Linked DNA regions of Homo sapiens: region 2 is linked to region 1. Evidence: chromatin loops called from intact Hi-C (ENCODE). Cell type or tissue: pancreas. All regions are shown on one strand. Links, peaks and the distances in the headings refer to the core of each region. The heading gives the core; the rest is flanking DNA.

What was found. A loop is a pair of places that touch in the nucleus more often than their neighbours do. Peaks named below come from ENCODE experiments on the same cell type or tissue, not always from the same donor. Only the 100,000 strongest peaks of a DNase experiment are listed, where the experiment ranks them.
Region 2: a loop joins it to region 1, with 4 times the contacts of the local background. A loop is called at or near these places in 107 of 110 quality-filtered maps.

The regions. Positions count from the first base shown.
Region 1 is chr3:124,895,693-124,905,907 of GRCh38, reverse strand. It overlaps MUC13 (mucin 13, cell surface associated), which reads left to right. Exons shown (of 12, transcript NM_033049.4): 12 at 1-466. It also overlaps a transcript of ITGB5 not described here. Among named protein-coding and RNA genes, the nearest start is that of ITGB5, 13 kb to the right of the region's middle. In pancreas, for the core only: a CTCF peak has its summit at 4,419 (motif pointing right); a DNase peak (open chromatin) is centred at 4,427; H3K27me3 peaks cover 679 bases.
Region 2 is chr3:124,746,237-124,756,451 of GRCh38, reverse strand. UMPS (uridine monophosphate synthetase) reads right to left here. Exons shown (of 6, transcript NM_000373.4): 6 at 7,179-10,215. Among named protein-coding and RNA genes, the nearest start is that of MIR544B, 19 kb to the right of the region's middle. RefSeq lists an enhancer at 4,782-5,448. In pancreas, for the core only: no CTCF peak of the experiment used is centred there; a DNase peak (open chromatin) is centred at 6,410.

The DNA of each region.
Region 1 (10,215 bases), core at 2,322-6,321:
TTCTTCCTTAGGTCCCCTCCTCCATCAGCAAAGGAGCACTTCTCTAATCATGCCCTCCCGAAGACTGGCTGGGAGAAGGTTTAAAAACAAAAAATCCAGGAGTAAGAGCCTTAGGTCAGTTTGAAATTGGAGACAAACTGTCTGGCAAAGGGTGCGAGAGGGAGCTTGTGCTCAGGAGTCCAGCCGTCCAGCCTCGGGGTGTAGGTTTCTGAGGTGTGCCATTGGGGCCTCAGCCTTCTCTGGTGACAGAGGCTCAGCTGTGGCCACCAACACACAACCACACACACACAACCACACACACAAATGGGGGCAACCACATCCAGTACAAGCTTTTACAAATGTTATTAGTGTCCTTTTTTATTTCTAATGCCTTGTCCTCTTAAAAGTTATTTTATTTGTTATTATTATTTGTTCTTGACTGTTAATTGTGAATGGTAATGCAATAAAGTGCCTTTGTTAGATGGTGTCCTTGTGTCTGGGGCTTTTTTTTCATTTCTTTTTCTTTCTTTCTTTTTTTTTTTTTTTTTTTTGAGACACTGTCTTGCTCTGTCACCCAGGCTGGAGTGCAGTAGTGTGAACATGACTCACTGTAGCCTCAAACTCCTGGGTTCAAACAATCCTCCCATATAAGCCTCCTGAGTAGGTGGGGCTACAGAAGTGTGCTGTCATGCCCAGCTAATTTTTTTTTGTTGTTGTTAGAGACAGGGTCTCACTATGTTGCCCAGGCTGAGTTTGGGGGTTTTGATGATGCACACAGCAGTTAGTCTCATTTTAAATAGCAAACGTGACACATGGTAAATGGGAGTGACTGATATCTGCTATCCTTATTAGGGGTTATTGGATTACCCAAGATAACGTTCTACTGCATAGTAGACATTTGCTTCCTCCACGCACATCCCACTCCTACCCCATGATGATGAGCATTTTGGGTGGGGCTGATCCTGCTCCCAGCTACAGAGGTTGGCTCTGGTTGGCTCAAGCCAATCAGCGAAATCCCATGCCTCCTTGCCACAGTAATCGTCCTAAAAGTGAACGTGTGGCATAAGTGGATACAATTAGAATAAAGCCTAAACTTTGGTAGGAAGTTTGGAGAAAGAGAAACTTTCTTCTTCTGGAAAGTGGGCTTGAGGGTGTGAAGTCTTGAACTGCTTCTGTTTTGCTGGGGACAAAGCTGACACACACAGAGGAGAAGAACTGAGAGAACCAGAGAGAAATGGACCTGGCACCTTGATCAAACCATACCTGAAGCCTCTGGAATTTCCTCTGCTACAAGGCCAGTTTGAGTAGTTTTTTCCTGTTATTTGCAGTCAAAAAATCCTCACTGATACCACTTATGTTTATTCTTGTATTCTCATGGCTAAATGGTGAATCACATATAAGAAACATACTCTTATGAGCTATTAATGCCCACACTGAAGACATTAGCCATAAACCAATCAGTTAACAGCAGCAGAGTTATTGCAGGCAGAACTTAAAATTGGCTGGCCACTGTATTTTGTCATCACAGACTCTATTTCTGACCTGCATATTACCCCCTTTGTATTTAAATATGATTCTGGATTCAGTACTAGTAGAAGGCTATTTCTAAAGAGGCCTTTCCCCCTTCCTGATCCCCCTTTGGACCAGAGCATGCCAACTCCTGTCACTTCTCAAAGGTCCTGAGCCATACTAATTCTGGGCTTCCTGGGCCATTCTTCAAAGACTTGCATTGCTATTGTTTGACTAAAAATAATCTCCTAAAGATATATATGTATAATGTTTATGAAAATGGCTTTTGCATTTGGATTCAAAAAGTTCTTTTTGATTATTGTGCAATATGACCTATAATTCATTTGTTTCTGCTTGCTGGTAACTTTGCAAAGGTTCTCTTACTAATTGTTCTGCCACTTTGGAGGGCTGTCAGAGTGAACTTTCTACGATGCATATCTGATTGTGACACTCCCTTGCTTAAGCTTTCAGGGGTCATCCACTGAGAAATAGAGCTCATAGAATAAAGTCAGACTCCTGGTGGCATGGCACTCCTAGACATCCAGTTACTGCCGCTGATTGTGCTGGCTTTGCCTCATGACCCTCCCCACGATGCACTACCACTTTGGCCATACCTGCTGTTTCCTAAACATACCACCTCTTTAATTTATTATTATTATTATTATTTTATTTTATTTTTTTGAGACAAGGTCTGGCTCTGTTGCCCAGCCTGGAGTGCAGTGGTGTGATCTTGGCTCATTGCAAACTGCCTCCCAGGCTTAAACCATCCTCCCACCTCAGCCTCCTGAGTAGCTGGGACTACAGGCACTTGCCACCACACCTGGCTAATTTCTGTGTTTTTGTAGAGACGAGGTTTTGCCATGTCACCAGGCTGGTCTCGAATTCATGAGCTCAAGCAATCCACCTGCCTTGGCCTCCCAAAGTGCTGAGATTACAGACATGAGCCATCGTGCCCAGCCAACATATCATCTCTTCATGCCTCCATTCCTTTGCTCATGCTTTCCCTCTTGCTTTTCCTCATGCTCATGCTTTCCCATTTTGGAATGCCCGTTTCCTTCAACTACCTAATGTCTTAATCTGTTTGAGCTGTATTACAAACTACCACAGACTGAGTGGCTTACAAACAACATAAGTTATTTCTCACAGTTCTGGAGGCTGGGAAGTCCAAGATCAAGGTGTCAGCCAATTTGGTGTCTGGTGAGGACCCAGTTCCTCATAGATGGCCATCTTTTCACTGTAACCTCGCATGTTGGAAGGAGCAAGAGATCTCTCTGGGTTTTTTTTTTTGTTTGTTTTGTTTTTTTGATGGAGTCTTGCTCTGTCACCCAGGCTGGAATACAGTGGTGCGATCTTGGCTTACTGCAACCTCTGCCTCTTGGGTTCAAGCAATTCTCCTGCCTCAGCCTCCCAAGTAGCTGGGACTACTACTGCAGCCATCACGCCCGGCTAATTTTTTGTATATTTAGTAGAGACGAGGTTTCACCATGTTAGCCAGGATGGTCTCTATCTCCTGACCTTGTGATCCACCCGCCTCAGCCTCCCAAAGTGCTGGGATTACAGGTGTGAGCCACTGCGCCTGGCCTGGGGTCTCTTTTATAAGGACATTAATCCCATCCATGAGGGCTCCACCCTCATTAACTAATAACTTCCCAAAGGTCCCACCTCCTAATAGCATCATATCAGGCTTTAGGATTTAATACATGAATCTTGAGGGTACCTAAACATTTAGACCACAGCACCTGATAAATACCTCCATCTGTCTAGATCAACTAAACCATTTTCTCCTCTGGCTACCCCAGTACTCTCAAGTAGAGTTGCCTCCTTCATGTCCCAACTGGTCCTGTAACCAGTTCCCCCAGAGAAGTGGTTGTATCCATGGTTCCTTCTAACCCAGCACAATGCCTGGCATAGAACAAGTATTAAATAATTGTGAAATGGGAGTGTAAAACAGGACTCTTGCAGCTCAACCTTGAAGAATATGATCATTATCTTGATTGTGGCACTGGTTTCACAAGTATACACATGTCAAACATTGTCCAATTGTACACTTTATAAATGTACACTTTGGTGTATGTCAATTATACCTTCACAAAGCTGGGTTTTTTTATTTTTATTTTTTAAGTGGGGAGTGAACTATTATGCAGAGCTGTCTCCAACCTTGAGGGCGGCACCTTCTAGGCACAGCCCTAAGACAGGACGAGAAAACGCACATGTCACACTGCTGGCTTGTCGCATTAGACCGAAGGTCCTCTGAGGTTGGCTTTGGGTGAAACAACAGGAATGGCCCGCTGCCCTGACAGCGGCAGGTCTTAGCTTCACATTGGGATCCCCTGAGGAGGTATAAAAGTTACTGATGCCTGGGTCCCATTCCAGAGCACATCAGTCTAGGGCAGACCTGAGTCTCAGGAGTATTTAAACTCTCACCTGCACGTTTTTTTGTTTTGTTTTGTTTTGTTTTTGTTTTTGACAGAGTCTCCCTCTGTCACCCAGGCTGGAGTGCAGTGGCACGATCATGGCTCATGGCAGGCTCTAACTCCGGCCTCAAGCCATTTTCCCCGCTCAGCCTCCTGAGTAGCTGGGATTCCAGGAGCCACCCGCCACGCCCTGCGCTCCCAGGTGCTTCTAATGTGCGGTGGAGTTTGAGAACCACTGTTTCAGGTCACTGCGTTGGCTAATGGTCCAACTCGAGGTCACATCACATCATTTCCCATTCCTTCCTCCAAGAGTCTAGAAGCCAAGAGTCACATTGTGGACAAGAAGCCCCAGTAAGCTCCAAGTCTCTCTATGGAGAAGGTGACCAGGCATCCAGATTGCATCAACACCAAAACCGTTTGAGGCTGAACTCTTTTGTGCCATTTTGCCCCCAAACCTACCCTGGCCTTCCGCCCCTTTCTGCGGCTGGGCAAATCTCGGGGCCGGTAGGTGGCGCTGTCTCCTATGGCTTGCAGAAAACTCAACTTCCGGCGGGGCGGAGCTTTTAAAAGGCTTTTTTGAAATCATTAACTTTCATTTTATTATTTCTTTTTATCGAGACAGAGTCTCACCCTGTCGCCCAGGCTGGAGTGCAGTGGCGAGATCTCGACTCACTACAACCTCTGCCTCCTGGGATCAAGCGATTCTCCTGCCTCAGCCTCCCGAATAGCTGGGATTACAGGTGAGCACCACCATGCCCGACTAATTTTGTATTTTTAGTAGAGACAGGGTTTCACCATGTTGGCCAAGCTGGTCTTGAACCCCTGACCTCAAGTCATCCTACCGCTTTGGCCTCGCAAAGTGCTGGGATTACAGGTGTGAGCCACCGCACCTGACCTTAAAACCATTAACTTTTAATGCACCATTTCTAAATTTCTCCTTGGACTTTTCCTTGGTTGGTCTCTTTATTCCTTGTTCTTGTGCTAGGGAGAAATGAATGTTACGCTGTTTGCTCTTGTTGAGATATTTGCATCATTTTTACTGAATCATTAGAGATCATATATTGTCCTCTTTATTGCTCTTATAATACATAACCATAAGCAATGTTAATGTCATATTAATGGTGCATAAAGTTTGGTACAATTGTTCAGAGAAATCAATGTTTTATTTAGCGGTGATTGTACAAAATTAAAAAGGAGATAAATCCATTTTCATTGAAAAATTCTTCAGTTAAATAAAAAACAAAATGCCACCCGTGGGAGGTGAGGTGAGCAAGATCTGTCTGGGTTTTCCCTGAGGGTTCTCCGAGAACTCCAGTTTGCCATTAATTGACAATCCACAGTGCAAAAAGCAAGGTTGGAGATTAGGTTGGGGAGAGCCCTGGAAAACATATGGGGGTGTTCTTCTCAGTCTCAGGGCTATGAAATGTGGTGCTTTTATTCAAAGACAGAAGCCTGGGGCAAACCATCAAAGGCCTCATAATTTCTGCAGGCCTGGTAACATTTTTCCTGAGCCCACAATCACGACATGTGGGCCAATAAGGAAATTCTCTGCTACTTCCAGGTGAGAGAGCCAGTTTGAAAATCAACAACAACAATAATATTTCATATATTATGAAGCACTCCCTATATGCCAGGCACAATTCTTGTGCCTCACACATATTAACCCCTTTAATTCTCACGATAATTATGAAGTAGGTACTGTTTTCATGCCTGTTCAATAGTAGGGGAAATAGAGGCAAGTAACTAGTCTGCAGTCACATATCTAGGAAGTGACACAGCCAGGATTTGAGCCAGGCAGTCCGACTCCATTGCCTACCTCTCTGTCATTTAATGTTAAAGTATTAACAGAGGTAATATATTTCAATAGTCAGTAGGAACAATGTGACATATATTTGAAGCTGAGAGTGTCCTGTATTTACCAGGACCTGGTGCCAGATGCAAATAGAGTGGTGGATGAAACACAGGCTTCATCGTCCTGGAGCTCTCAGGTTAATGGCCTTTATTACCAAAAGTGCAAAACTCTTTCTTTACTTATGTCATTGTTCAAATTTCATAAAGTATTCTCATATTCTCTCCAGTAAAGTAACTCATCTAAAACTACCTGCAACATGCCTGCTGCTGCTTTTTTTTTTTTTTTTTTTTTTTTTTTTTTGAGACAGGGTCTTGCTATGCTGGCGAGGCTGGAGTGCAGTGGCATGATCATGGCTCACTGCAGCCCTGACCTCCTGGGCTCAAGCAACCCTCCCACTTCAGCCTCCTGAGTGGTGGGACCACAGGTGAATGCCACCACACCCAGCTAATTTTTAAAATATTTTGGAGCGATGAAGTCTCACTATGCTGCCCAGGCTGGCTATGATCCCTGGGCTCAAGTGATCCTCCCACCTTGGCCTCCCAAAGTGCTTGGATTCCAGGTGTGAGCCACCATGCCTGGCCTGCTTCTCATTTATTACCCCAGATATGACTTCCTCTTTGTTTGGGAACCCTCCAGCTTTTCTATCTTGTGTGAAGGCTCTCCATTCTCTAATCAGCTGTGGTGTCCTGCCCTTATGCAGTGATGGGAGGAATCTTGGAGGCTTCTTTCCTTTTGGTGGAAACAATAGCCTCCTGACTGGGTCCAAGTCAAAAATGAATCCCCACTGGACAGCCAGCCCCTTTGCTGCACCTGAACTTCCTGAGGGAAAATCCTCTGTTTTATTTCTTTGCTATGTAAAAAGCCCTCAACAAAATTTATTGAATGTAAAAATTAAGTCCCTATTTCAATGAAGTGGCATGGCATCCTAGAGCAAAGCGTGTCCTGGAATATGAAAACAAATAAATAGAATCAGGGCTAAGATTTGAAAGCATCTCTTAGCCAGCCCTGAGTAAGGGGTCTTTACCATTTTCTTTCTTTCTTTTTTCTTCTTTTCTTTTTTTTCTTTTCTTTTTTTTTTGAGACAGAGTCTCACTCTTATCACCCAGGCTGGAATGCAATGGCGCAATCTAGGCTCACTGCAACCTCCGCCTCCCTGGTTCAAGTGATTCTCCTGCCTCAGCCTCCCAAGTAGCTGGGATTACAGGCATTTGCCACTTCTCTGGCTAATTTTTGTATTTTTAGTAGAGACAGGGTTTCACCACGTTAGTCAGGCTGGTCTTGAACTCCTGACCTCAGGTGATCCGCCTGCCTCGGCCTCCCAAAGTACTGGGATTACAGGTGTGAGCCAGTGCGCCCGGCCTTTTTTTTTTTTTTTTTTTTAAGACATGGGGTTTTGCGGTTTTGCTGTGTTGACCAGGCTGGTCTCAAACTCCTGGCTTCAAGTGATCCTCCTGCTTCAACCTCCCAAAGTGCTGTCATTTTCTTTTTTTTTTTTTTTTTTTTTTTTTTTGAGACGGAGTCTCGCTGTGTCGCCTAGGCTGGAGTGCAGTTGCACAATCTTGGCTCACTGCAAACTCTGCCTCCCGGGTTCACGCCATTCTCCTGCCTCAGCCTCCCGAGTAGCTGGGACTACAGGTGCCTGCCACCACGCCTGGCTATTTTTTTTGTATTTTTGGTAGAGATGGGGTTTCACTGTGTTAGCCAGGATGGTCTCGATCTCCTGACGTCGTGATCCGCCTGCCTCGGCCTCCCAAAGTGCTGGGATTACAGGCGTGAGCCACCGCGCCCGGCTGTCATTTTCTTAATGAAGAGAATTAACTTACACGATATCCTCTAAATGGTACATAAGTCTCATTCCATAATAGAGTATCTGTCATTTTTAACTAATCATTTTTTGCTGCTGTTATCCACAGTCTCAAGTTAAAAAAAAAAAAAGACCTCAAAGCATCAATACAAATAGATATTTGGACAATGGACCTCACCTGAATATTCTAATCAAGCCACATCTATTATTGCTCATGTGTCTTCCTGATAAGCCCCCTACCCCTACCCCCATAAAGTGGTGATTCAGGTCCTTCCTGTTTTGTTTTCAAGGTCATTACTGCTCTGCATCAATCCAGTAGAAAGCCAAAGAATATAGAGGATTTTGCAAGAGAGATTTTTTTATGAATCAAGTCTGGTATTACTGCACCTCATTTCCCCCCACATCATATTGGCTTAGAACTTGTCACATAACAGCACCCAACACCCCAAGGGAGGCAGGGGGAATATAGAAGAGCTACTTGTCTAGGAAGATAGCACTTTGTGAACAGCTCTCTAGTCTGTTTCTCTCCCTTCCTTCACCTTACAAAATTTCCTTATCCTTTGAGACCCAGCATAAACACCATTATTTATCCCTAACCCTGGAACAGTATTTGTCACATGGTATACACTCAATAAATACTTGTTGGATAAATGCATCATTCCACAAACATTTAAAAAAAAATTTTTCTTTATTTTGTAGAGATGGGGTCTTGCTATGTTGCCTAGGCTGGTCTTGAATCCCTGAGCTCAAGCCCTCCTGCCTCGGCCTCCCAAGTGCTGGGATTACAGGCATGAGCCACTACGCCTAGCCAACAGACACTTTTTTCAGTGCCCACTCTCAGGGAGTTGAGTAATAAGTCAGAGATTAATTACATAAGCAAATAACTTCAACCTCAACTCTTCCAATGGAGGCAAGGACCAAGTTCTCTAAGAACATGAAGGAAGCCAGCTGTGGTGGCTCACACCTGTCATCCCAGTACTTTGGGAGGGCAAGCAGGGAGGATTAATAGAGCCCAGAAGCTCAGGCAACATACTAGGTTGATCAGACTGGGCAACATAGTGAGATCCCACCTCTCCCTCCAAAACAACAATAACAACAAAAACAAACAAAAAAGAAGGACATGGAGGAAAACATTCTGTCAACAGTAGTTCTGGAAGGCTTCACAAAGGAAGCAACATTTGAGCGGGGTATCAAAAGACAAATAGGAGTTTACCAGTCAGAAAAGATCAGGGATAGGGCCTTTGGAGGAAGAAACACAATCTGCAAAGATAAGAATGTATCTGTCTGTGAGGGTGGGAGTAGGGGCCAGGCTCTGAAGGGCTTTGTGAGTTGTGCAATCTGATTCCTGGTCTACTTCAGTATACTTTGATCTTTCAAATATACCTGGTATATGTGCTCTGCCTCCTTTTTCTTTTTAAATTTTTTTTTTTTTTGGCTTTTCTTTTTTCTTTTGTAGAGACAAGGTCTCACCATGTTTCCCAGGCTAGTCTTGAACTCCTGGGCTCAGGTGATCCTCTCACCTCAGCTTCCCAAAATGCTGGGATAACAGGCATGAGCCACGTGCATGCCCAGCTTCTTCTTCTCCCTTTTTTTTTTTTTTTTTAAGACAAGGTCTCACTCTGTGTCCCAGGATGGAGTACAGAGTGGTGCAATCATAGCTCACTATAACCTCGAACTCCTGGGCTTAAGCAATTCTTCCACCTCAGCCTCTCAAGTAGCTGGGACAACATGCATGTCATTACTGTGCCTGGCTAATTTTTCATGAGACGAGCTTTCACCATATTGCCCATGCTGGTCTGTTTCAAGCTCCTGGGCTCAAGCAATCCTCCTGCTTTGGCCTCCCAAAGTGCTGGGATTACAGGCATGAGGCACCACACTCAGCCCCCTACATCTTTTTGAGTTGACTAAAGCCAAGTGTGGTCTCTGAAAGGCTAAGAGTCTGAATGTCTAGTCTAACATAAGAAGAACCCCTAGTGAGCATTGCAGGCATCATGTTTTATATTATGGTCTCTGAAATATTGGAGGGGACAGTGATCAATCTCCACTGAAGCTGGGAGAAGAGGAAACTATCAAATGCCCCTGAGTTACAAGGAATGAAGTATTTCCTGATTGATGATTAAATAATTGGGGTGGATTCGCTAGGAAGCTGATGGAGGCCTCTTGGGACAGCCTTTAAAGAGGAAAGGTGATCATTTTTAGAGTCCACCCGTAAGACAGGCCCTCATAGTCTTCCCACATAAAGAACACGTTCAAACAGGCATTCCGTCTTCTATGCAAGCACATTGCTTTTTTGTAGAAGAATTTTTAGTCGGCATATCAGGTTATGTAAAGTAGAGCCTGCTGCCAAGTGCGGAACACATTTGGCTTTGCAAGTGGTAATTATAGAGCCAGCTCTGGCAGGGACCAGGCCCTTCACTTTCCAGATGAGCAAACTGAGGTCCAGAGGGTGGCAGGCAGTTGCACGGTTGCTCAGCTAATTGATGGCAATGAGGACTGGAACTCAATTCTTCTGATCCTGGGCCCAGATTTCTCATTTTCCTCCACCAGCAATTGAATATGAGGGGCCGTATTCTACAAAAGGGGCATCAGCTACTGCAAACAGGTGAAAGCTGGGTCCTGGGCTGGTGGCTGATGGCTGAGCCATGGCTTCTTGTGTA
Region 2 (10,215 bases), core at 4,057-8,056, 150 kb after region 1:
TAAAAAGGTGGCTGGAGCTGAAGGCATAGTCAAGGTTAATGCTCCTTTTTCTTTATCCCAAATCAGACAGCGTTTAGGCTCTTTTTCATCAAATATAAAAATCCAGCCCAGTTCATGGCTCGTTTGGCAGCAACCCTGAGATGCTTTACAGCCCTAGACCCTAAAAGGTCAAAAGGCCGCCTTATTCTCAATATACATTGTATTACCCAATCTGCTCCCAACATTAAATAAAACTCCAAAAATTAAATTCCGGCCCTCAAACCCCACAACAGGACTTAATTAGCCTCATCTTCAAGGTGTGCAATAACAGAAAAAAGTTGCAATTCCTTGCCTCCACTGTGAGACAAACCCCAGCCACATCTCCAGCACAAAAGAACTTCCAAACGCCTGAACCGTAGCAGCCAGGCGTTCCTCCAGAACCTCCTCCCCCAGGAGCTTGCTACACGTACCAGAAATCTGGCCACTGGGCCAAGGAATGCCCGCAGCCCGGGATTCCTCCTAAGCCGCGTCCCATCTGTGTGGGACCCCACTGAAAATCGGACTGTTCAACTCACCTGGCAGCCACTCCCAGAGCCTCTGGAACTCTGGCCCAAGGTTCTCTGACTGACTCCTTCTTGGCTTACCGGCTGAAGACTGATGCTGCCTGATTGCCTCAGAAGCCCCGTAGACCATCACGGACGCCGAGCTTTAGGTAACTCTCACAGTGGAGGGTAAGTCCGTCCCCTTCTTAATCAATATGGAGGCTACCCACTCCACATTACCTTCTTTTCAAGGGCCTGTTTCCCTTGTCTCCATAACTGTTGTGGGTATTGACAGCCAGGCTTCTAAACCTCTTAAAACTCCCCAACTCTGGTGCCAATTTAGACAACACTCTTTTATGCACTCTTTTTTAGTTATCTCCACCTGCCCAGTTCCCTTATTAGGCCGAGATATTTTAACCAAATTATCTGCTTCCCTGACTATTCCTGGACTACAGCCACATCTCATTGCCGCCCTTCTCCCCAACCCAAAGCCTCCTTCGAGTCTTCCTCTCATATCCCCCCACCTTAACCCACAAGTATAGGACATCTCTACTCCTTCCCTGGCAACCGATCACATGCCCCTTACCATCTCATTAAAACCTAATCACCCTTACCCCGCTCAACGCCAATATCCCATCCCACAGCACGCTTTGAAAGGATTAAAGCCTGTTAACACTCGCCTGCTACGGCATGGCCTTTTAAAGCCTATAAACTCTCCTTACCATTCCCCCATTTTACCTGTCCTAAAACCAGACAAGGCTTACAAGTTAGTTCAGAATCTGTGCCTTATCAACCAAATTGTTTTGCCTATCCACCCCATGGTGCCAAACCCATATGCTCTCCTATCTTCAATATCTCCCTCTACTACCCATTATTCTGTTCTGGATCTCAAACATGCTTTCTTTACTATTCCTTTGCACCCTTCATCCCAGCCTCTCTTTGCCTTCACTTAGACTGACCCTGACACCCATTAGGCTCAGCAAATTACCTGGGCTGTACTGCCGCAAGGCTTCACAGACAGCCCCCATTACTTCAGGCAAGCCCAAATTTCATCCTCATCTGTTACCTATCTCGGCATAATTCTCATAAAAACACACGTGCTTTCCCTGCTGATCGTGTCTGATTAATCTCCCAAACCTCAATCCCTTACAAAACAACAACTCCTTTCCTTCCTAGGCATGCTTAGTGCGGTCAGAATTCTTACACAAGAGCCAAGACTGCACCCTGTAGCCTTTCTGTCCAAACAACTTGACCTTACTGTTTTAGCCTAGCCCTCATGTCTGCGTGTAGTGGCTGCCGCTGCTTTAATACTTTTAGAGGCCCTAAAAATCGCAAACTATGCTCAACTCACTCTCTACATTTCTCATAACTTCCAAAATCTATTTTCTTCCTCACACCTGACACATATACTTTCTGCTCCCGGCTCCTTCAGCTGTACTCACTCTTTGTTAAGTCCCACAATTACCATTGTTCCTGGCCCGGACTTCAATCCGGCCTCCCACATTATTCCTGATACCACACCTGACCCCCATGACTGTATCTCTCTGATCCACCTGATATTCACCCCATTTCCCCATATTTCCTTCTTTCCTGTTCCTCACCCTGATCACGCTTGATTTATTGACGGCAGTTCCACCAGGCCTAATCGCCACACACCAGCAAAGGCAGGCTATGCTATAGTACAAGCCACTAGCCCGCCTCTTAGAACCTCTCATTTCCTTTCCATCGTGGAAATCTATCCTCAAGGAAATAACTTCAGTGTTCCATCTGCTATTCTACTACTCCTCAGGGATTATTCAGGCCCCCTCCCTTCCCTACACATCAAGCTCGAGGATTTGCCCCCACCCAGGACTGGCAAATTAGCTTTACTCAACATGCCCTGAGTCAGGAAATTAAAATACCTTAGTCTAGGTAGACACTTTCACTGGATAGGTACAGGCCTTTCCTACAGGGTCTGAGAAGGCCACCACAGTCATTTCTTCCCTTCTGTCAGACATAATTCCTCAGTTTAGCCTTCCCACCTCTATACAGTCTGACAGCAGACCAGCCTTCATTAGTCAAATCAGCCAATTAGTTTTTCAGGCTCTTAGTATTCAGTGAAACCTTTATATCCTTTCCGGTCCTCCATCTTCAAGAAAAGTAGAACAGACTAAAGGTCTTTTAAAAACACACCTCACCAAGCTCAGCCACCAACTTAAAAACGACTGGACAATACTTTTACCACTTTCACTTCTCAGAATTCAGGCCTGTCCTCAGAATGCTACAAGGTACAGCCCATTTAAGCTCCTGTATAGATGCTCCTTTTTATTAGGCCCCAGTCTCATTCCAGACACCGGACCAACTTAGACTGTGCCCCCAAAAAAACTTGTCATCCCTACTATTTTCTGTCTAGTCATATTCCTATTCTCCGTTCTCAACTACTCATACATGCCCTGCTCTTGTTTACACTGCCAGTTTACACTGTTTCTCCAAGCCATCACAGCTGATATCTCCTGGTGCTATCCCCAAACCGCCACTCTTAACTCTTGAAGTAAATAAATAATCTTTGCTGGCAGGACTATGCTGAATCTCCTTAGGCACACTCTAATCAGATGTCCTAGGTCCTCCTAATTCTTAGACCTTTTATACCTGTTTTTCTCCTTCTTATTCCATTTAGTTTTTCAATTCATACAAAACCGTATCCAGGCCATCACCAATCATTCTATACGACAAATGTTTCTTCTAACAACCCCACAATATCACCCCTTACCACAGGATCTCCTTTCAGCTTAATCTCTCCCACTCTAGGTTCCCACACCGCCCCTAATCCCGTTTGAAGCAGCCCTGAGAAACATCGCCCATTCTCTCTCCACACCACCCCCCAAAAATTTTCGCCACCCCAACACTTCAACACTATTTTATTTTTCTTATTAATATAAGAAGGCAGGAATGTCAGGCCTCTGAGCCCAAGCCAAGCCATCGCATCCCCTGTGACTTACACGAATATGCCCAGATGGCCTGAAGTAACTGAAGAATCACAAAAGAAGTGAAAAGGCCCTGTCCCACCTTAACTGATGACATTCCACCATTGTGATTTGTTCCTGCCCCACCTTAATGGAGTGATTAACCCTGTGAATTTCCTTCTCCTGGCTCAGAAGCTCCCCCACTGAGCACCTTGTGACCCCCGCCCCTGCCCACCAGAGAACAACCCCCTTTGACTGTAATTTTCCATTACCTTCCCAAATCCTATAAAACGGCCGCACCCCTATCTCCCTTCGCTGACTCTCTTTTCGGACTCAGCCCGCCTGCACCCAGGTGAAATAAACAGCCGTGTTGCTCACACAAAGCCTGTTTGGTGGTCTCTTCACATGGACTCCAGTGAAACTTTCCATTAGGGAGACACAACAGGTTGGCCTGGCAGGATTTCATATCAGGGAGGCCCCAGGTATGAGCTGACATGCACTGGTTGGCATTCATGTCCTGACACATGATCATAAAAAATTTTTTTAGAAAACGTGGGTGATGAGCTGCACTGCACCTTAAGGACCCAGGAGGATGGGAAGCCAGGGATACTTGGGTTTCCCTCCCACTCAGCACCTTTTCTTAGGGTCTCTTTTCAGCTCAAGCCACAAGGACTGTAGGCGTGATTTCAGTTGGGAGACATCCCCCATTGGATGGCACTGGAGTTGAAGAGGGGAAGAAGGCAATAGAAGTGAGGAAGAGGTAATGCTATAGCCCAAGAAGAGAGCACAGGCGCTTGGGGAAGTCAGAGGGCAGCAAGATGGTGGGAGTGAGGGAAGTGTCAACAGAAATAGTGGAACTCTGTAAATATTTGAAGAGATTTATTTTGAGCCAAATATGAGTGACCATGGCCCATGACACAGCCCTCAGGAGGTCCCAAGAACATGTGCCCAAGGTGGTCAGGGTACAGCTTGGTTTTATACATTTTAGACAGGCATGAGACATCAATCAAATGCATTTAAGAAATGCATTGGTTTGGTCCTGAAAGGCAGAACAACTCAAAACCAGGGGCAGGGTGGCAGGGTGGCGGGGCGGGGGGGCGCGGGGGGGGGGAAGGGTGAGGTGGGGCTTCCAGGCTATAGGTTAATTCAAACATTTTCTGGTTGACAACTGGTTGAGTTTGTCTAAAGACCTGGGATTGATAGAAAGGGAATGTTCAGGTTAAGATTGCGGAGACAAAAGTCTTATAAGTGGCTGCCCTTAGAGACAATAGATGACCGATGTTTCCTATTCAGATCTTAGTTAGTATCTTTAGGATTGGGAGAGTCTGTAAGATAAAGATCTAGCTATGTTAATAGAGATTCCTTACAGATGCTAATTTCCCCCCACAAAGAACAGCTTTGCAGGGCCATTTCAAAATATGGCAAATAAACATATTTGGGGGTAAAATATTTTGATTTTCTTCCTTGTCTCATAAGGTTATACCAGAGTGAGGCTGGAAAATAAGTCATGATATGTAGGGTTAAATAAAACCCATCTGATAAAAATTTATGACTTGTAGGGCATGACTCCCCAGACCCCTTAGATAGGAATGTGGGCAAGATTTAAAAAAAAAAAAATCCTCTCCCTTTCCCTCTCCCTCTCCCCTCTTTCCACGGTCTCCCTCTGATGCCGAGCCGAAGCTGGACTGTACTGCTGCCATCTCGGCTCATTGCAACCTCCCTGCCTGATTCTCCTGCCTCAGCCTGCCTAGTGCCTGCAATTGCAGGCGCGCACCGCCACGCCTGACTGGTTTTCGTATTTTTTGGGTGGAGACGGGGTTTCGCTGTGTTGGCCGGGCTGGTCTCCAGCTCCTAACCGTGAGTGATCCGCCAGCCTCGGCCTCCCGAGGTGCTGGGATTGCAGACGGAGTCTCCTTCACTCAGTGCTCAATGGTGCCCAGGCTGGAGTGCAGTGGCGTGATCTCGGCTCGCTACAACATCCACCTCCCAGCAGCCTGCCTTGGCCTCCCAAAGTGCCGAGAGTGCAGCCTCTGCCCCGCCGCCACCCCGTCTGGGAAGTGAGGAGCGTCTCTGCCTGGCCGCCCATCGTCTGGGATGTGAGGAGCCCCTCTGCCTGGCTGCCCAGTCTGGAAAGTGAGGAGCGTCTCTGCCCAGCCGCCACCCCATCTAGGAAGTGAGGAGCGCCTCTTCCCAGCCGCCATCCCATCTAGGAAGTGAGGAGCGTCTCTGCCCGGCCGCCCCGTCTAAGTGAGGAGACCCTCTGCCTGGCAACCGCCCTGTCTGAGAAGTGAGGAGCCCCTCCGCCCAGCAGCCGCCCCGTCTGAGAAGTGAGGAGCCCCTCCGCCCGGCAGCCACCCCGTCTGGGAAGTGAGGAGCGTCTCCGCCCGGCAGCCACCCCATCCGGGAGGGAGGTGGGGGGGTCAGCCCCCCGCCCGGCCAGCCGCCCCATCCGGGAGGTGAGGGGCGCCTCTGCCCAGCCGCCCCTACTGGGAAGTGAGGAGCCCCTCTGCCCGGCCAGCCGCCCCGTCCGGGAGGGAGGTGGGGGGGTCAGCCCCCCGCCCGGCCAGCCGCCCCGTCTGGGAGGGAGGTGGGGGGGGTCAGCCCCCCGCCCGGCCAGCCGCCCCATCCGGGAGGTGAGGGGCGCCTCTGCCCGGCCGCCCCTACTGGGAAGTGAGGAGCCCCTCTGCCCGGCCAGCTGCCCCGTCTGGGAGGGAGGTGGGGGGGGTCAGCCCCCCGCCTGGCCAGCTGCCCCATCCGGGAGGGAGGTGGGGGGGTCAGCCCCCCGCCGGGCCAGCCGCCCCATCCGGGAGGTGAGGGGCGCCTCTGCCTGGCCGCCCCTACTGGGAAGTGAGGAGCCCCTCTGCCCGGCCAGCCGCCCCGTCCGGCCAGCCGCCCTGTCCGGGAGGTGGGGGGGGGTCAGCCCCCCGCCTGGCCAGCCGCCCCGTCCCGGAGGGAGGGGGGGTCAGCCCCCCGCCCGGCCAACCACCCCATCCGGGAGGTGAGGGGCGCCTCTACCCGGCCGCCCCTACTGGGAAGTGAGGAGCCCCTCTGCCCGGCCACCACCCCGTCTGGGAGGTGTATCCAACAGCTCATTGAGAACGGGCCATGATGACAATGGCAATTTTGTGGAATAGAAAGGGGGGAAACGTGGGGAAAAGATTGAGAAATCGGATGGTTGCCGTGTCTGTGTAGAAAGAGGTAGACATGGGAGACTTTTCATTTTGTTCTGTACTAAGAAAAATTCTTCTGCCTTGGGATCCTGTTGATCTGTGACCTTACCCCCAACCCTGTGCTCTCTGAAACATGTGCTGTGTCCACTCAGGGTTAAATGGATTAAGGGCGGTGCAAGATGTGCTTTGTTAAACAGACGCTTGAAGGCAGCATGCTCGTTAAGAGTCATCACCACTCCCTAATCTCAAGTACCCAGGGACACAAACACTGCGGAAGGCCGCAGGGTCCTCTGCCTAGGAAAACCAGAGACCTTTGTTCACTTGTTTATCTGCTGACCTTCCCTCCACTATTGTCCTGTGACCCTGCCAAATCCCCCTCTGCGAGAAACACCCAAGAATGATCAATAAATAAATAAATAAATAAATAAATAAATAAATAAATAAATCAGAGTTTAGTCCTCAGAAGGAAGAACAAAGGATAAGGGAGGAAAGGAGGTCAAAGACTACCTATACCGGTTTTCCTTGAACAAATGCCATGAGGCAAGTTTGAATTTTTAGGCCATCTATTCAGGTTGAAAAGAACCCATATTTTTATGTATATATTTTTTTTAACTCAACATCATCTCTGCTTCAAGTATCTATTCAAGTTGTGGCAGAAAACAACATTGCTAGGTTCCAGGTAAACAAGGACAGCATGTCTTGTTAAATACAATCATTTCAGGATCCTCCCCAAGTCTCACCCTGCAGGGCTGCTAAGTGCAGGGAGACAATGCAGTGTTGGGACATTGGAGGCAGGACTATGGAGCTGTCTGTGCACAAGGGCACCCCCGAAGACATGGTTGTCCTCATGAGAACCTTGGTTGTGCGGCCCGTCCACTTCCCACTGACTGTCCTTACCTGACGATTGAGACTCTCAGGCCCACCAGGTCTGCTTCTCAGCTAACTCCCATGCCCTTTTCAGAAAAACAGGAGAATTCAGCTTCTCTATAATGTTACTCTGGAGCCACAGGAAGCTCAGGCCACCTCAGGCTCTGTCCCAGACACACATGGCCGAGCTGGGGCGAGGGATCTCTGGATCTTCCTGCTCTCCTGGGCTCCCCCCAACCCCAGCGCTGAAAAACATGACACAGACCTCCTCTGCTGACAGTTCCCCACCCTTATTTTGGGTGTCAACTGCCCTTCCTCCCTCCTTCCCTGGGATTCAGCAGCAGCACGTGAGAGCCCACACCAGGATCTGACTCTGAGGAGCCCTCTGCCTCTTGTCTAGAGGAAGACTTTCCCCCTTGGTGGGAAGGAAAGGGCTAGGCAAATGTGCTTCTAAACCAGACTTATGCCAAAACCTTGAACTTTAGAAGTTAAAAAATATTCTAATTATTTTGTTTCTCTTTGTATTTCTATTGCGGCCTTCCTTTGGAAGGGTTATGGGGAAAACAAAGGGATTGCAGGGTAACTCATACAAGGCCAAATTACAAATGTGAAAGGCCCTATGATCTAAGAAAAATATGGCATTCTACATCCTGTAATCCAAAATAAAATCCGCATTTAATAAAACAGCATTGATTATAAAATAAATGTAAAGAACTCCAACAGGCCGGGAGCAGTGGCTCACACCTGTAATCCTAGCACTTTGGGAAGCCAAGGCAGGAGGATCACTTGAGCTAAGGAGTTCGAGACCAGCCTGGGCAATATAGTATTATTTATATATACTATTATATATTATATCTAATATATATAACTGTTAAAATATATATTTTAAAAATATAACTCCAACAAGTCCTGATTTTTCTCATGCTTTGTGTTTAGTATCAGATTCCTTCAAAAAGGAATGCCCTTTCTCATTCAGCCCTGGCACTGAAGACACGATTCATACCCACCTGTTAAGGGGCAAAGGAACCAAGCTGCAGAGAGTCCACAGGGTTACTCATGGTCATTTTCAATGACTGACACTTGGTCCACTGTGTTAAAGTACAGGATTCACACAAGACCAAGCAGCTATTTCGCTGGGAGAGATCGCTGATGCAGCCAGAGGTGATGGTTGGGAAGGCAGAAGACTGGTTCCTGGTGGAGCCCAGTTTTTGTCTTCCTGGTAACCAGGCTGGATCCAGAGAGCTGCAGCAAGTTAAATGTATTTAGCTAGATATTGCCGTGTAATAAACCACCCTGGAACTCCATGGCATGCACTACTAAGCATTTATCACGCTCCCAGGCTTACAGATCAGCTGGGGCTTTCATACATTGGACGGGGGAGGCTGGAGTAGGCTCTGCTCTACTTTCTCTTGCTCTTCAGAAGCCATGGGCTAACCAGGGCATATTCTTCCCATGTGGTGGCAGAAGCCAGAGAGGGGTGAGCAGAAACACGAGAGTTTGGGTTCAGGCTCGGAACTGGTACTGAGTGACTCCCACCCACCGGGTACTTTGGATGAGAACTGCACCCAGGCCAGCATTAGCAGCTAGCTCAGCGGCCAGCACCCTCTGCTGTTGGCTCTCCTGTGGCTGCACCCCTGACAGCCAGGTCTGATGACCCAGATGGCAACCACTGCAACTGGAGTGGTGTGGGCTCTGCTGTCGGGCACACACTGAGTCACAGTGAGAACCTCCTCCACCGTCTCTACAAAAAATTTTAAAAATTAACCAGCTGTGGTGGTGCACGCCTGTAGTTCCAGCCACTCGAGAGGCTCTTGAGAGCTACTTGAGAGTAGTTCCAGCTACTTGAGCGGATCGCTTGAGCCCAAGTCAAGGTTGCAGTGAGCCATGATATACTCCAGCCTGGGCAACAGAGTGAAGACCCTGTATCAAACAAACAAAACAAAACAAAAAACCAGCCCTCGGCCTACTTTTGGCAGATTTTCTTAGAGCTGACTCAGTAGCACAAGGGTGAGTGTTGGGACTGAGATCCACAGGCTGGCTGTGAGACTGAGCATATCCCTTTACGATTCTGGAGCTACACTTTGGGAGCTCTAAAATAAGAGGAAGTGCACCAAATAGTTTCTTAGGTTCCTCCAGTGCGCACGCGCGCGCATGCACACACACACACACACACACACACACACACACACACACACAATCTATGGGCTTATGTTCTACAGAATGCCTCGAGTAGCTGGAGAGGCTGGGGGATGGCGTTCTCCACTCCATCAGTCTCACAGACATTCTGTGCACCCCATGGAGACATGGGGTCCCTATATTCCCCACTAAGACCAGGAGTTACAATGCCCAGAGATCATGTTCTGTAAATATTCCTTGACTGAGAAAGGGTTAAACTATCTAATGCCTCCAAAATACTTCAATGCTGAAGAACAGCGCTTGTATAGCCCAAGTTCTTCTCTGCCTGAATCAACTTGTCCTCTAAAGCTTTGATGCCAGACTGGGATTCTGCTTAGGTAAGAGGCCTGCAGTACTGGGCTGACTCTTCACAATAGAAATACAAATCAGAAACAGATCACTTGAGGCACCCATTAGAAATGCACACGCCCAGGCTGCTGGGCAAACCACAAATCTGCTAACGCAGAAACTCTGATGGTGTGGGGCACAAGGACCTACACTTTCAGTAAGTGGCAGGGGCTGGGTGATTATTTGAGCCTC